2 separate regions of the Homo sapiens genome follow, and region 2 is linked to region 1. The links are chromatin loops, found by intact Hi-C in ENCODE. Cell type or tissue: endothelial cell of umbilical vein. All regions are shown on one strand. Links, peaks and the distances in the headings refer to the core of each region. The heading gives the core; the rest is flanking DNA. Region 1 overlaps PPP1R16B (protein phosphatase 1 regulatory subunit 16B). Region 2 overlaps ACTR5 (actin related protein 5).

Region 1 (10,938 bases), core at 6,800-10,799:
CACTTTCTGCTCCAAGAAATAGTAAGGAGAGTTGCCAGGTTCTGACACAGTGGTTCTTGGGTGCACATGAGACCCACCTGGGGAGCTTTTAAAAACGTCAATTTCTGGCTGCGTTCCAGACCAATTAAACTAGAATCTGTCGAGGTGGGACCCAGAGAGCAGTATTTAAAAAAAAAAATTGTGATGATTTCTTAAGGAAAAACAAATACACAAAAGTACACAAATCTTAAGTGGATCAATTTTTCACAAACTGAACCTATCTATTTAACCCATATCCTGCTTGGAGTGCTACCAGCACTCCAGAAGCCCCCTCTCCAACCCCGTATGTCCCTTTCCAGTCACTCCCTACACCCTGAAACCACATAGATTAGTTTTGCCTGTTGTTGAATTTTACATAAATGCAATCATATAGTATGCATTTTTGTGTGTTTGGGTTATTTTGGTTAACACTGTTTGCGAGAGTCATCCATATTGTTGAGTGTAATTGTATATTGTTCATTCTCATTGCTGTACAATGTTTCATTGTGTGAACAAACCATATTTTTTCTCCAAACTACTTCTGGGGGCATTTTGGGTTGTTTATACTTTGCGTCTATTAGAAATAGTGCAATTAACATTCTTGTGAATGCCTTTTAGCGAATGTATACAGAAATTGCTGGCCGGGCGCAGTGGCTCATGCCTGTAATCCCAGCACTTTGGGAGGCCGAGGCGAGCGGATCACCTCAGGTCAGGAGTTCGAGACCAGCCTGACCAACATGGAGAAACCCCTTCTCTACTAAAAATACAAAATTAGCCGGGTGTGGTGGCACATGCCTGTAATCCCAGCTACTCAGGAGGCTGAGGCAGGAGAATTGCTTGAACCCGGCAGGTGGAGGTTGCAGTGAGCCGAGACTGTGCCATTGCACTCCAGCCTGGGCAACAAGAACGAAACTTCGTCTCAAAAAAAAAAAACAAATTTCTGTTGGGTGTATTCCTAGGAATTCAATTGCAGGATTATAGGACATGCCCGTGTTTAATTTTATAAGACATTGCTGAACAGTTTTAAAAAGTGGTTGTACCAATTTATATTCCCACTCAGTGTGTAAGAATTTTTGCCAACAGTTGGCATTTTCTGTCTTAAAAAAAAATTTGAGCCAGGTGCGGTGGCTCACGCCTGTAATCCCAGCATTTTGGGAGGCCGAGGTGGGCGGATCATGAGGTCAGGAGATCGAGACCATCCTGGCTAACACAGTGAAACCCTGTCTCTACTAAAAATATATATATATATAAAAATTAGCTAGGCATGGTGGCAGGCGCCTGTAGTCCCAGCTACTCAGGAGGCTGAGGCAGGAGAATGGCATGAACCCAGGAGGCGGAGCTTGCAGTGAGCTGAGATCGCACCACTGTACTCCAGCCTGGGTGACAGAGCAAGACTCCGTCTCAAAAAAAAAAAAAAAAAAATTTGGCCATTCTGATAGATTTGTAGTGGTCTTTCTCTGTGATCGTCCTGTATATTCCCAGCATCTCCAAGTGATTCCAATGCCAAGTTTGAGAACGTCTTTCCTAACAGATTTTGCAAAAGCAGAGTAGAACTGGGGAAAGAGATGTTGTAATGGTGAGTGCCTCCCCATGGACTCCCTGTGATGTCCCAGAGTTTTTGGTAGAACTGACCTGGCTATCAGCCAGTGGAGGGAGAATGTTCACATGTGTCAAACCTGACAGCCTGCCTCTCATTCCTATGTGCTTTATTTGGAGCAAATGGCTCCACCAGAAGTGATCTGGAAGCTAAGGGGGAAGCACTATGAAGCTCTGGAAAGATGCCACAGCAGGACTTTCATCTCTTTTTATAATTTAAGACCTGAATGAGAAGGGAAGATATGAGAAGTGACTAGTGGGCTATATACACATTGTCAGAGAAGAAGAGCTGGTCTTTGTGACATATTTTTTTGCCCCAAAGGCTGCCTAGACCCTGGCACTTGGAAGGTGCTAAAAAATGGTCATTGAAATAAACATATTAGAACTATCCCTAGTGAGAGACACCACCCAAAGAGGTGCAGAGGAAGGTACTGGTGAGAATTTAGTGGAATTGATGCTTTGGGTTCTTTTCTTTGTAATTTCTATGTTGCTGCTGAGATTTCCTATCTGTTCTTTTATTACAAGCATAATTTCCTTTACATTCTTGAGCAAAGTTATAACTGCTTTAACAATCTTTATTATTTCCAACACCTGGGTCACCTTGAGATTGGTCTCCATTGATTGCCTTTTCTCTTGAGTTTGAGTCACATTTTCCTGTTTGTTTGTTTTTAATTTGCCTAGTAATTTTGGATTACATCCTAAATGTTGTGAATGAGACCTGAAGAGACTCTGAATTCTATTCCTCAGAAATATATATATATTAATATATATAATATATATTATATTTACATTATATATAATTTATAATATAAATATAATATATATATTTTTTTAATCAGGCAATTAACTTGACCAAACTCAAACTCCAAACTCAGTCTTTCTTGGGTGGACAACATCTGAAATCTTTGCTGAATTCATTTAGCTTTAGTTGAACTACTTGAAGTCTGCCTTGTATGTACATCATTCAGTGAGATTTGGGCACTGTTTATACTCAGAATTTGGGGCTACTGTTCTGTGATTCTTTTCTGGGATATTTCTCCTTATTTTCCAGCTGTGGTTACCTGAACTCTGTCTTTAAACTCCTCAAATAGTAAGAGAGTAGTTTTCTATCCAAGTTTTAGCTAGTAAGTACAGCACTGACTGGGCGCTTCCCGCAAATAAAAAGCCATTAAAAACACGAAAGTTATCTAGTGCCATTTCTTTCCTTCAGGTGTTGCCTCCTCTCCAGTTTCTACTTGCTTGTAGTTGAACACATTTAGTGCCTTCCAATCTTTTTTTTTTTTTTTTTTTTTTCTGTCTAGAGTTCGTAATAGTTTTGTGTGGGAAGTTTGGTCCAGAAAGAGCTACTTTGCCCTTACTAGAAGCAGGACCTCTCTGATCAATAGCTTTGTTCATTTAGGGATCCTTAGACCCACCCTACTTTATTGCCTACCTCATATAGATGGCAATAAATATTTGTTTATTGGCTAAATAAATAGGATTTAAATTAAAAATGGAAGTGAATTTTCAGAGAAAATTGCCAGAAGAAAACCCTGAAACTAGTAGTTACTTATTGTTGGCATCAAGTATGAAACAGAGTGTTCAGGAATTTGCTGAGTAGAAGGATGGGTGTGGTAGTAGAGCTCCAGACATTTGAGTGTAGACCAAAGCAGTTAACAAAGTGAACCTGAGATTTTCACATGAGGAGATAAATTCAATTGTGTTAGCAATACCACTTTCGTGGGGTGAAACTATGGCTTATAGAGAAGTTATCATGTTCAAAGGAAATACAACCGGTGAGAGGGAAGCGGAGGTATGCTTGGAGTTCTGTATACCCAAGAGGAGGGAATCAAAGTGGAGGAACTTTGGCTGGAGATCAAAGAGGGGAGGAACAGAAGTAATGCTCTAAAGGCAGAATACTACAGCCTGCTTCTCTGCATGGTGACCTGGAAGGTCATAGATCCAGTACTGAGACTTCAAAACCTGCCTATGGGATGGAAACTTCACTTACCAAAATGTAGGGCATCTGGAAACTTTCTGATTTATTGTACTAACAGTTTCATCTCTCAGACAGGAGAGGAGAGAGGCCAGTTGCTGTTGTGAATCTGGTTTGGGAGTTACCGGATGAAGTGAAAGTGCTCACTGAGGCCAGGCACGGTGGCTCACACCTGTAATCCCAGCACTTTGGGAGGCCAAGGCTGGCGGATCACTTGAGGTCAGGAGTTCGAGACCAGCCTGGCCAACATGGTGAAACCTTGTCTCTGCTAAAAATACAAAAATTAGCTGGGCAGAGTGGCACTTGCCTGTAGTCCCAGCCACTCAGGTGGCTGAGGCAGGAGAATTGCTTGAACCTGGGAGGTTGAGGTTGCAGTGAGCCGAGATAGTGCCACTGCACTCCAGCCTGGGCAACAGAGACTTTGTCTCAAAAAAAAAAAAGAACAAAACAAATCCAAAAAACACACAAAAATGCTCACTGAAAAAAGGAGCACCCATAGGGGGTTGAGCCTATAGGGGTTTGGAAAGCAGATTTTATGAAATTTAGGATGAGATATATTTCCTGCCCAAGGCTCCAAAAGTGATGACAGCTCCAACAGTAAGGGAAGTTATGACTTTAATCAGATATCCTTACTCTGCATAGATTTCATTTATTTTCCTTCAAGGACTCCTCTTACCGTCATGCCTCCGTGGCTCATCTTTCCTGTCTGACATTTTTTTTTTTATTTTTAAGGAGAGGGGATATTAAAAATACTTAACTAATGGCATAGAGACTGACCAATCAAAACAGATGCCAGACTAATCAGAAGAGATGCTAACCACACACAACTGGAACATCAGCCCTAGTTACGAGTTCCCTAACCTCTCCGAGTCCCAGTTTTCTCCTCTCTGAAATGGGAACAATATCTACATTGCAGAGTTGGTGCAGTGATTCCCAGAAAGGTTACATGCAAAGAACTTGGCAGGTGGAAGGTATGCTGGACACAGAAGCTGCCATGATTACCTGGCATTCTTTGTTTCTAGGTTCATTTCATGTATCTAGTTTATAGGTTCTGCAATGTTAGCCTTTAGTTTCATTAAGCATGTTTTACTCTATACTGACTTCAGCAAGTATTTGTTCTATTACCAGTTGGTCTCTCTGGTTTTTTGGCCAAAATGTCCCCATCTCCCTGGTCACGAATACTGTGGATTTTCTGAAATCTTCTTGAAATTCATGAGAAAGATCTGTTAAAGATGGTTATGGTTCCTTTAGAGATTTTCCCAGTTCCTTCTTCTCCTTCTGCTTTTTATGGGTGTAGCCTTTGGAGTTAGGCAGACCTGGGTTCAAATGTCAGTTCCATCCCACACTGGCTATGCACTTAATTGGAATCTGCTCTCTGCGTTGCCCTCTGTCTTCCTCTTCTCATTCTTTTGTCCCCCAGGGTAGGACTTTTTCCTTCAAGTTCAATTCTATGCTTTTAATCGTCCTTGTTTCCTTGGAATTATTCTCTGAGCTTCAGTGAACAAACTATATGAAAAGTTTTTAAAAATTCCCATCCCAGGCTGGGCATGGCGGCCACGCCTGTAATCCCAGCACTTTGTGAGGCAAAGATGGATGGAATCACTGGAAATCAGGAGTTCAAGACCAGCCTGGCCAACATGGTGAAACCCTGTCTCTGCTACAAATACAAAAATTAGCTGGGAGGCTGAAGCAGGAGAATCACTTGAACCCAGGAGGCAGAGGTTGCAGTGAGCCAAGATCATACTAACACACTCCAGCCTGGGCAACAGAGTGGGACTCTGTATCCAAAAAAAATTCTATACCAACTACTTCCTAACTGGCTAAGAATATCCCTGGCTAAAGGGGAGGAGATAGCTTGTTAGGGATATTTGAGGTTTCTGAAATGGAGAGAGTGGTCTTATAAGGCAGCAAATTGTGTTCCCCTTCCTCTTATGCTGGTAATGGTGTGGAGCCCAAGATGCTTCAAATGGACAAGACAGTGATCCCCAGACCTGGATGAGGAAGGGTGTCAGTGGCGACAGTGCCTTGGTCCTTTTCCATTCCTGAATGGACCCTATCCAATTACCAACAGCATGCTGTCTCCCCACATTCCAGGGCCAGCCTTGGGAGGGGGAAGTAGGAACTAGAAAAAAACTGTAAAAGAGCCGCAAGTGCTTTAGAAGATCTTCCTGGTAAAATGCAAGAAGATATCAGAAAATCCATTGTATTAGTGATCAGGGAGATAAGGGGACATTTTGGTTAACAAACCAGATAGACCAATTTGTAATAGAACAAGTACTTGCTAACGTCCATATGGAGTAAAATAGGGACTGCCCTCCTCTGCTTGAGTTCCTAGAGTCTGGATCTAGTCACCTTATCAGGGTGGAGTACAGTTCTTCCTTTGCTCCCTAGGATGGGTTATTGGAAACATTCCTATGTGAACCTGAGATTTCCTTGATGCTTATCTACCATGGATGCCACAGTGAGTTGTTGCTGTTGTTTGGATGATATTCTGGGATTTGAAGGGCCTTTCCACTCATACCTGATAACTTCCTAGATCCTTGGCCTCCCAAAGTGCTGGGATTACAGGCATAAAGTACCATGCCCAGCCAAGGATTTTAATCAGTGGATACAAAGGCAACTACTGGATGATGTAGAACAGAATTGCGTACTCAGTGTGCATGCAGCCACTTCCCACCTCTTCAGCCATGGCAGGCTTTGCTAATTGATCACAACACACGTTCTCCCTGTTATCACACATGGCTTCGTAATCCCTCTCCTCACAGTGCACCAAGTAGCCACCACCAACCTAAGTGGTGGCACAAGAGAGGAAAGTTTGGTCATGAGTGTTGTGCTGGGAGAGAAAGGCAGGGATTAGAGGCCACCCCCAGCCTACCCGATGTGAAGGGCCATCCCCAATTTAATAACTGTGTAACCCAGGAGTGTGTTCGGTAGCCACAGGTGGCCTCCTTTGGAAAATGATCCCTCCAGCTGCAAAGGGAGTTTTTATCTCCCTGTGAAGGGAGGGGGTGGACCACACTCCCTCAAGCCTGGAGAAACTGTTTGTAATTTGACTCCCGTTTCCCCAAGCTTAGCTATTACATAAGCTTCTTTAGAAGACAGGCTGTTTGGTTTAGCACCGTGACTGTGACTGACTAATGCGTTTGTAGACATCATGTTAGCTTTGTGTGTGCCCCTGTCCTTGGCACCCTTGTTCCTGTCCCCTACGGCCTTCTCCACACTGCTGTACTTACCCAAAAGTGTGTGGGCTTCCCTGGGTTCAAGTTCTTGCAGGGGAAGCTCAGCATGGAAGACCAGTGTGTTCATGGGTATTCCTTTACCTGTTTGAGCTGTGGCCTCCTTTGAAGTTTTCTTGGAGCTGAGCCTGAGAGAGCGGCTTCACCCTGACAGGCAGAACCAATCCAAATCATCAATCAGCACCTGCTTAAAATGGGCCTTGCAAGTTGTGTAGCCTGGTGGTTACCAAATGCTGGGTGCAGATATGCATGATAGAGTGCTTAGTCCCAATACGATGCCAGCCCCTGCAGGCCAGGATTGGGGCTCATGGGCCTTCATGGGGCCATTCCCGTCTACCACCCACCATAGACCTCTAAAGGCCATGGAGTTCCTGGTAGTGGGGACTCCAGCATCATGCCATGGCTGGACTTTGTTGAATTATCACTGTTAGACAGTTTATCCTCATGCCAGGCTGATCCTAGTTGTTCTTTTTAAAAAATTATTCATGTATTTATTTTTTAAATGATTTATTTTTATTTTTTAGAGACAGGGTCTTGTCCTGTCACTCAGGCTGGAATGGAGTGGTGTCATCATAGCTCACTGCAGCCTCAAACCCCTGGGCTCAAGTGATCCTCCCACCTCAGCCTCCCAAGTAGCTGGGACTAGAGGCACACGCCACCACACCTGGCTAATTTTAATTTATTTTTGTAGAGACGGGGTCTTGCTATGTTGCCCAGGCTGTGGATCCCACTCTTCATATTACCATGCCTAAGCCTCACTCTGCCCTCCAGAGGCCTGGAACAAAGCCGATCCTTTTTTGTTGCCTTTTGTTAACACCTGGTCTGCTCCCAATATGGCCCAGCCAGTTCAGACAGAGGTCAGTAGGTCTGTTATTGTTCCACTGCTGGACATGATGACATGATTCTTCTCCTGGGAAAGCTCAAGATGCATGAGTTGTTTCATCACTCTTTGTTCTTGTTAAATGTGTGGTTTTTGAATCCTGCCTCCTCTACCTTCAGCCTCCCCAACACACACAAAGTCCTGCTAAATGGGGTTATAGTCAATGGGCTTCAGGGGACAGTGACAAGTCAGAGATCTGAATGAAGGAGCACAGCTGGGAGAATTGGAGTTACGGAGTTGACCTGTGGGGATCTGAGTTTCACGACTGATTTAAAACCAGGAGATCTGTCTATGATGGCAATGCCCAAAGTCTAGAAGGTTCATCCTAGCAGGAGTAGGACAGTCAGTCCACAAAAATCCCATGGGAATGAGATTAGGGGAGACAACATTGATTTCTAATTCAGGTATTTGGAGCACCAAGGGCCCCAGAAGTCTCTTTGCTCATGAGTTAAAGCATCTTTATGCTGGAAAAAAAAAATGACGCTATTATTCAAAGAAGTGTGTTGTGGGAGGGCGGGGGTGTACATCCTTTAGGAGAGAAAGTAGGTCCCGAGTGAGATCCCAGGAGTAGGAAAGCCAGCACTGTTTGTTTTGTTTTCTTCTTTCCCTCATGCTCAATGGTACAGGAAACACAAGGAGAAAAGGACCCATCGCCTTCCTCCAGGCTGCTGCCAATATTGTGTAGAGAAGAATAGCTGAAGAACATGAAAACAAATCTTCACATTTCCTTTTAACAGTGTGAACTTTGAAACACTTTCTGACTCATATTTTAAAATCTCTTAAATTTGAATTCACCTTCCTTCATGTTGTTTTTCTCGAGGCACTAGGCTTGAGTCCAAAAATGTGTCAACCGACTGCTCCCCCAGAATTAAGCAGTCACAAAGCCTGGGCCCGCTTCTCCCAGCTGAGTGGGCAGGGAAACCTGGCTTTGACCTTCCTACCCTTCCTCAAAGCTGGGCCTCACCTCAGGCCTGAAGAGCCAAGAAATAACCATTGTAAGGGGAAGAGGAGGTATTTGGTAATATGCCTCAGCAAGAGGCCATTCATTTTGCTACAAGCAGCAGTTGCCTCTGGGGTCCCTATTTCTGCACCCCTAAAAACATCATTGCTGTCTCTTAAGGTGCTTTTGGCCACAGGTGGCAACATCCAATTCAACTGGCTCAAATAATAAAGGGGCTTTTGTTGGCTTGGATAACTGAAGTCCTGAGACCCCTTACTTAAAGGACCCTGTTTCCCTCTGGTGACCGCCAAGCATTGGTTTCATCCAAAAGCCAGCTTCCTGCAGGGATGGTGGCAACAAGGCTTCCAGGAGCAACTGTGTGTTGTGCTTCCAGTTCACAGATTGTGAGAAGAGAGAGCTTCTGATTGGGCCAACTCAGGACACGTGCCTAGCCTCAACCACTCACTGTGCTGGGCTCAGGCCGCTGCTGACAGGCTCTGGCCCATCAGGACCCAGCACTGAGTAATAATGTGGGAATACACAGATCACCACCAAACCAGTGCCTCTGTAGTTTTCCCAGAGGTATATTTATTCCCCCAAATAACACTCTTGTAATAGTCTTCTTTCTTTTTTGAAGGTGGAGAGTGTGAGGAGTTCTGTAGTACATCCTGCCTACTCCCCTGCCATATTTTGGGCGATGCTATTATTCAAAGAAGTGTGTTGTGGGAAGGCGGGGGTGTACCCTGCCATACTTTCTTGCCTTTCCCTTAAAGGGTCAGCCCTCTGGAGCTGAGTCTCTGCTTCCCCAGATATGCACTGACTCTGTCTCTCCCTTTGGGGTCAACAAGAGGAATGGAGTTCGGACTTTGTCAGACAAGAGGGGCTGAGTTAAGGCTCTAGGGGAAGAGGTGAACACACCTCAGTGGCCTGTTCCTGCTTCCCCAAGGGTCAAGTGCCTTGGCCTCAGACTTCCTGCTGGCCACAGTCAAACTATTTTGGTTCATCCACCCAGATGTTAGAAAAATTAAGTACCCTACCCTATTTCCCCTTGCTTCTGATTTCTCTTCTCATATCACAGATACTTCCTGGATGACCTCACCCGACCTGGCCTCCACAGATCCCTGCCACAGATATCTTGCCAGTTCTGGACACTCTGTTGACTTGTGGGCCCATGTATCCCATTCTCTGCAGGATGTTCCGTCTGGATTTTCCGATGCTGGGCTTGCTATGTCTCCATGGAGCTGGTTTTCCTCCAAATGAGGTCTTCCTTGGGGATCCCCTTTAAGTCTTGATGATAACCATTGCTCTCCCAGGTCCTGGCAGTTTGTGCTGTGTTCCCATCACCCTCTGGGGCTTTCTCTGGAAGTGTGGATAGGTGAGCCCAGGTCTTACAAGGAGGACAGTCTGCAGCCTATTGGAGCCATGGCTGCCGTGGGCTGCCCCAGCACCCAGGCCAGTGCCCTGTCTTGGGGCCACCCCGCTGCTGTGTTTGCAGCACCATGGCAGTTCTTTAATTAGACCAAGCAGGGATTTCTCAGACGGGGGTGGGAGGAGGTGTGCGGGTCTATTGGGGGAAACTAGGTCACCTGAAAACCAGTAATCAAGAGGGAGCTGTCCTCGAGCCCCAGCTCCAAGGAACCCAGAGGGGCAAGGTGGGAGGGGCTCGCGGGGAGGGCCAAGTCAGAGAAAATATGCCTCTGGCCCCTTTTACTGGCCCTTGGGAGACATTGTTCTCACCTTTCTCCAGGGAGCTGGGCAACTGCCCTTAATTCCTTTGCTGGGAGTAGGGAGGACACTGCAGTGGTGCCTTCTGTCTGCCTGGGGCCTGCCACCCTGGGGCCCATGGAGGGAGCACTGTGCTGTGAGTCAGGCCCCAGGTTTAGTTACTGCTCAGCCTCTGTATCCTTGGAGCAGGTCACCCACTCCCATGTGTCTGTGCCATCCATCCACTGCACAGGGACTGTGTCTGCCTTTACCCTGCTGCCTCTCTAGCCCTGAGCACAGGCCTGGCATGTGGTAGATGCCACCTAAATATTTGTCAAACAAAATAATGAGTTTATATGAGTGCTTCTCTTGTAAGATTATTGCCACGAAGATCAATGGCAAGATGGGTTTCCCAAATATCAGTCACTTATAAGTTTTGCCAACACTAAACGCCATTGTCATTAAATTTTTCTTTACTATCAACTTCCTATTTCCAACTGAAATAGATTTGTTTAAAAAGGAAATTTTATATCACAACCATAAACAAACAGTAACTGTGAAAACAAATCCACAGGAAACAAAACAATGT
Region 2 (4,000 bases), core at 1-4,000, 71 kb before region 1:
CGGGAGGAGAAGCTGCAGCTGGATCAGGAGCGTCTGGACCGACTGCTATATGTGCAGGTAATAGCAGACACAGGGACGGGCGCCCTTCCGTGTTAACAAGATAGTCTCAGAAGATTTTCTTGCATATTTTTCCATTGGCCTTAAGATGCTTTGACTGTTTGTCACCTTTGGGGTCACGAAGGAGTCCAGGGGGATCATCAGCATAGAATACAGTGTAGAAGCAGCTGTTTCTGAAAGAGCTGTGGACTCCAGCATTATTTATTTTCACCTTATAAACTCCTTTATGTTTTTAAACTTTGTAAGTGTAGCATACATGATGCAAAGTGCACAAATCTTTATGTTTCATCTTGATGGATTTTCAAAGTGAAACTCACCCGTGTATCTGCTGTCAGGTTAAGAAACAGCATTGTCAGCGTTCCAGAAGGCTCCTTTCATGTCTCCTCTTAGTAACTTTCCCACCTTCCTTCACATCCCCCGCCCCACCAAAAAAAAAAAGGGTAACAACCTTTTAGACATCTGTCACCATCATTAGTTTTACCTAATCAGTTGTTGCTGGAACTGTGATGCAATGCTAGCCTAGAGACAGAGAGGTGGGCAGCTGTGTGAAACTGGAGGCAGCTGGAGGCGTGGCTCTGGGCAGGGTAGGCCAGGGGAGCTCTGGAAGCCCTCTCCAGCTGTCGTTTTCTCCGTTTGGCTTTGAAGCTACTTTCCTTCCTGTTTGTGACTGCTCTGTTTTCAGGAACTTCTAGAGGATGGCCAGATGGATCAGTTTCACAAAGCTCTGATAGAGCTGAATATGGACTCCCCAGAAGAGCTGCAGTCCTACATCCAGAAGCTCAGTATAGCAGTGGAGCAGGCTAAGCAGAAAATCCTCCAAGCGGAAGTCAACCTCGAGGTGGATGTGGTAGACAGCAAGCCAGAGGTAACTTAGGGCCTTGGAAGGAGCAGCCCTTCTTGAGGGGAGGAGTGTCCTGAGAGGCCTGACATCAAAGGGGTTGTGCCCAGAGTCAGGAGGGAAAGAGAGCAGAGGGGATGTGGGTGGTGGTGGAGATGGCACTGACCTTGTACCAACTGAAATTCTGTCAGAAGGGATTTCACCCTGTAGATCCCCGGACCCCTGAGCGCAGAAAGTGCATTTAACGTAGGAAGAACATTCACACACCAAACCTGTGGTGCTGTCTTGAACCTAAACCAGCTCCACTGATAGTCATTGGCAGTCATATACTTCCTTTAATTTTCTTTTAGTGTTTTATTAAATATATTGTGGTTGATTGTTCACTTACCTCCTTTCCATCTTGATGTTCCCTAAGGACAGGGATCATGCTTCATACATGATTTATGAATTTTTTACAGCAGTTGGTAGTTATGCTCAATAATATATGTATAGGTTGCCTTAAGATCAGCCTTTTATTAGTTGCTAAAGACCCTTTGCATAAGCTCTTTGATTTTCTCTTCTTCTTCTTCTTCTGTTTCCTCACCCGTGCACTGTTAATAAGTGTTTTTGAGGCCGGGCGTGCTGGCTCACGCTTGTAATCCCAGCACTTTGGAAGTCCCAGGCAGGCAGATTATCTGAGGTCAGGAGTTCAAGACCAGCGTGGCCCACATGGCGAAACCCTGTCTGTACTAAAAATACAAAATTAGCTGAGTGTGGTGGCACACGCCTGTGATCCCAGCTACTTGGGAGGCTGAGGCAGGAGAATCACTTGAACCTGGGAGGCAGAGGTTGCAGTGAGCCGAGACCGCTCCGTTGCACTCCAGCCTGGGCAACAAGAGCAAAACTCCATCTCAAAAAAAATAAATAAATAAATAAGTATTTTTGTTTGTTTGAGACAGGGTCTCACTTTGTTGCCCAGTTAGAATGCAGTTACATGTTCATAGCTCAATATAACCTCAGACTCCTGGGCTTAAGTGGATCCTCCCACCTCAGCCTTCTAAGAAGCTAGGACTACAGGTGAACGCCAGCATGCCTAAGTCATTTTTACAATTTTTTGTAGAGATGGGGTCTCACCAAGTTGTCCAGGCTGGTCTCGAACTCCTGGCCTCAAGTGAACCTCCCACCTCAGCCTCCCAAAGCACTGGGATGACAGGCTTGAGCCACCATGCTTGGCTGTTAATAAGTGTCGAAGTAGCCAAAAGAGCTTAGGCCCCAGCATCTTAGTTCCTGTATGGCAAAGGGGCAGCCTGCAGGTCACTCCTCAGTCCAGAAGTCGCTGGTTGAGTCGCCTGCCTTTAGAACTGAAACAAAGAGTAAGTGTACATCCTGTTCCTGGATCTGTCATCCCTAGAATTCCAAAACAAAGGAACTTACTGCCTTGAGACATGTTTTAGGCAGGATAAACCAGACTAGCCTCTTGTTTTTTGTTTTTTGTTTTTTCCTTTTTAAATCAGCTTTCATTAAGCTGTTGATTACTTATCCTTTCAGAAAAAAAATGATACTTTGGAAAAATGCAAGTCAGTGCCATTTGATGCTGGGTGTAGCATAGTGCTTATCAGTGATGTCAGAGTTGCCTTTGGCTCAACAGGAAGCTTGCTTTTGCAGTGATGGGCTCCCAGCTGGAGGCTCGCTCAAGGTTCTGCTCTCACCGTTGCATCCTCTACATCTCATTCCCAGGCTGTCGATTATGTGAGGACAGTACATGAGTGTATGCTTTATAGAGCAGATCCTGAGATAGGCTTACTAGATACACCTTATTGGATCACCAAGATCTTGTGTAGAAGGGGCCTTTACCATCTTCTTCCAACACAGCATCCCAGATCAGCCTCAGTTGAATCAGTGTGTGCCTTTTCCATTTTGCTTCTCTTGGTTTTTCAGGTCTTTGAGATTTGAGTTGTTGTTTACTGAAATCCGGAACCATGTTGTCTTTGTTATGTATTCATCCATATTTAGTTTTTATCATGCTTGACATGTTAGCAGGACATAGTTTTCTTTATACCAGAGCAGTGCCACTCAGCCACAAGCAGATGAGGGATTTCAGATTTCAAAAAGGGAAAAAAAACCAAACAGCTGTGAAGATGTGATTCTTCAGCAGTGGGGAAACTAGTTTTTCCTTTTCTTTGTTCATTTGTCTGCATTTGTTACATGATGTGATTCATCACCCATTCCCCCATTCTTTCAGCAGATACTCAGTAGGTACCTACTTCATTTTATGCTCTGGTACACACATTTAAATCTCCTTGGGTTTAGGGGATTTTGAAATGCCGGACTGCAAAAGATTTTTCTATATGCAACAAATTTGATGATCAGTTGGGCCGGGCACGGTGGCTCACGCCTGTAATCCCAGCACTTTGGGAGGCCGAGGTGGGTGGATCACCTGAGGTCAGGAATTCGAGACCAGCCTGACCAACATGGTGAAACCCTGTCTCTACTGAAAATAGAAAAATTAGCCGGGCGTCGGGGCAGGCGCCTGTAATCCCAGCTACTCGGGAGGCTGAGGCAGGAGAATCGCTTGAACCCAGGAGGCGGAGGTTGCAGTGAGCTGAGATTGTGACATTGCACTCCAGCCTGGGCAACAGAGCAAGACCCCGTCTCAAAAAAAAAAAAAAGTGATGATCAGTCGTCAAAGCTTTAATGGTTAGTCAGCATTCAGCATTTTAGGGTAATTCTTAATGATCAGAGTCAATTACAGTCACATTTGTGGGATAAACTTGACCATGACAATGGCTAGCCAGTTCTACCATTCAAAAAGTATTTGTAGAGTTTCCAATAATATAATTCATTTAGAATGAATTGAATCAATATATGTGAACCAAAATTCATATTGAAATTGCACTTAAGCAGTAATGGCTGAACTGAATTAATACAGCTGGAATTTAACTAATAGAGGTCTCGAAAATCTATTTTTTCTTATAGACCAATCTATTCTGACCCTTGCTATTCTGCAGTTGTTTCTGTGAGGATGTTGTGAAGGAGCAGGCTTTGTTAGCATTTTTACCAAGTATTTAAACCAGAAGATGCTTGCTTTTCATAGCTACAAGCACAGCATAAGAGGGTAGGAGGGGG

Evidence for each region. A loop is a pair of places that touch in the nucleus more often than their neighbours do. Peaks named below come from ENCODE experiments on the same cell type or tissue, not always from the same donor. Only the 100,000 strongest peaks of a DNase experiment are listed, where the experiment ranks them.
Region 2: it touches region 1 in a loop (9-fold over the local background); 1 of 110 quality-filtered maps calls a loop at or near these places.

Annotation. Positions count from the first base shown.
Region 1 is chr20:38,819,620-38,830,557 of GRCh38, forward strand. All of the region lies in intron 1 of PPP1R16B (protein phosphatase 1 regulatory subunit 16B), which reads left to right. Among named protein-coding and RNA genes, the nearest start is that of PPP1R16B, 19 kb to the left of the region's middle. In endothelial cell of umbilical vein, for the core only: no CTCF peak of the experiment used is centred there; DNase peaks (open chromatin) are centred at 7,692 and 8,472; H3K27ac peaks cover 4,000 bases.
Region 2 is chr20:38,755,118-38,759,117 of GRCh38, forward strand. ACTR5 (actin related protein 5) reads left to right here. Exons shown (of 9, transcript NM_024855.4): 4 at 1-57; 5 at 740-922. Among named protein-coding and RNA genes, the nearest start is that of ACTR5, 8.7 kb to the left of the region's middle. In endothelial cell of umbilical vein, for the core only: no CTCF peak of the experiment used is centred there; a DNase peak (open chromatin) is centred at 2,404; H3K27ac peaks cover 1,230 bases.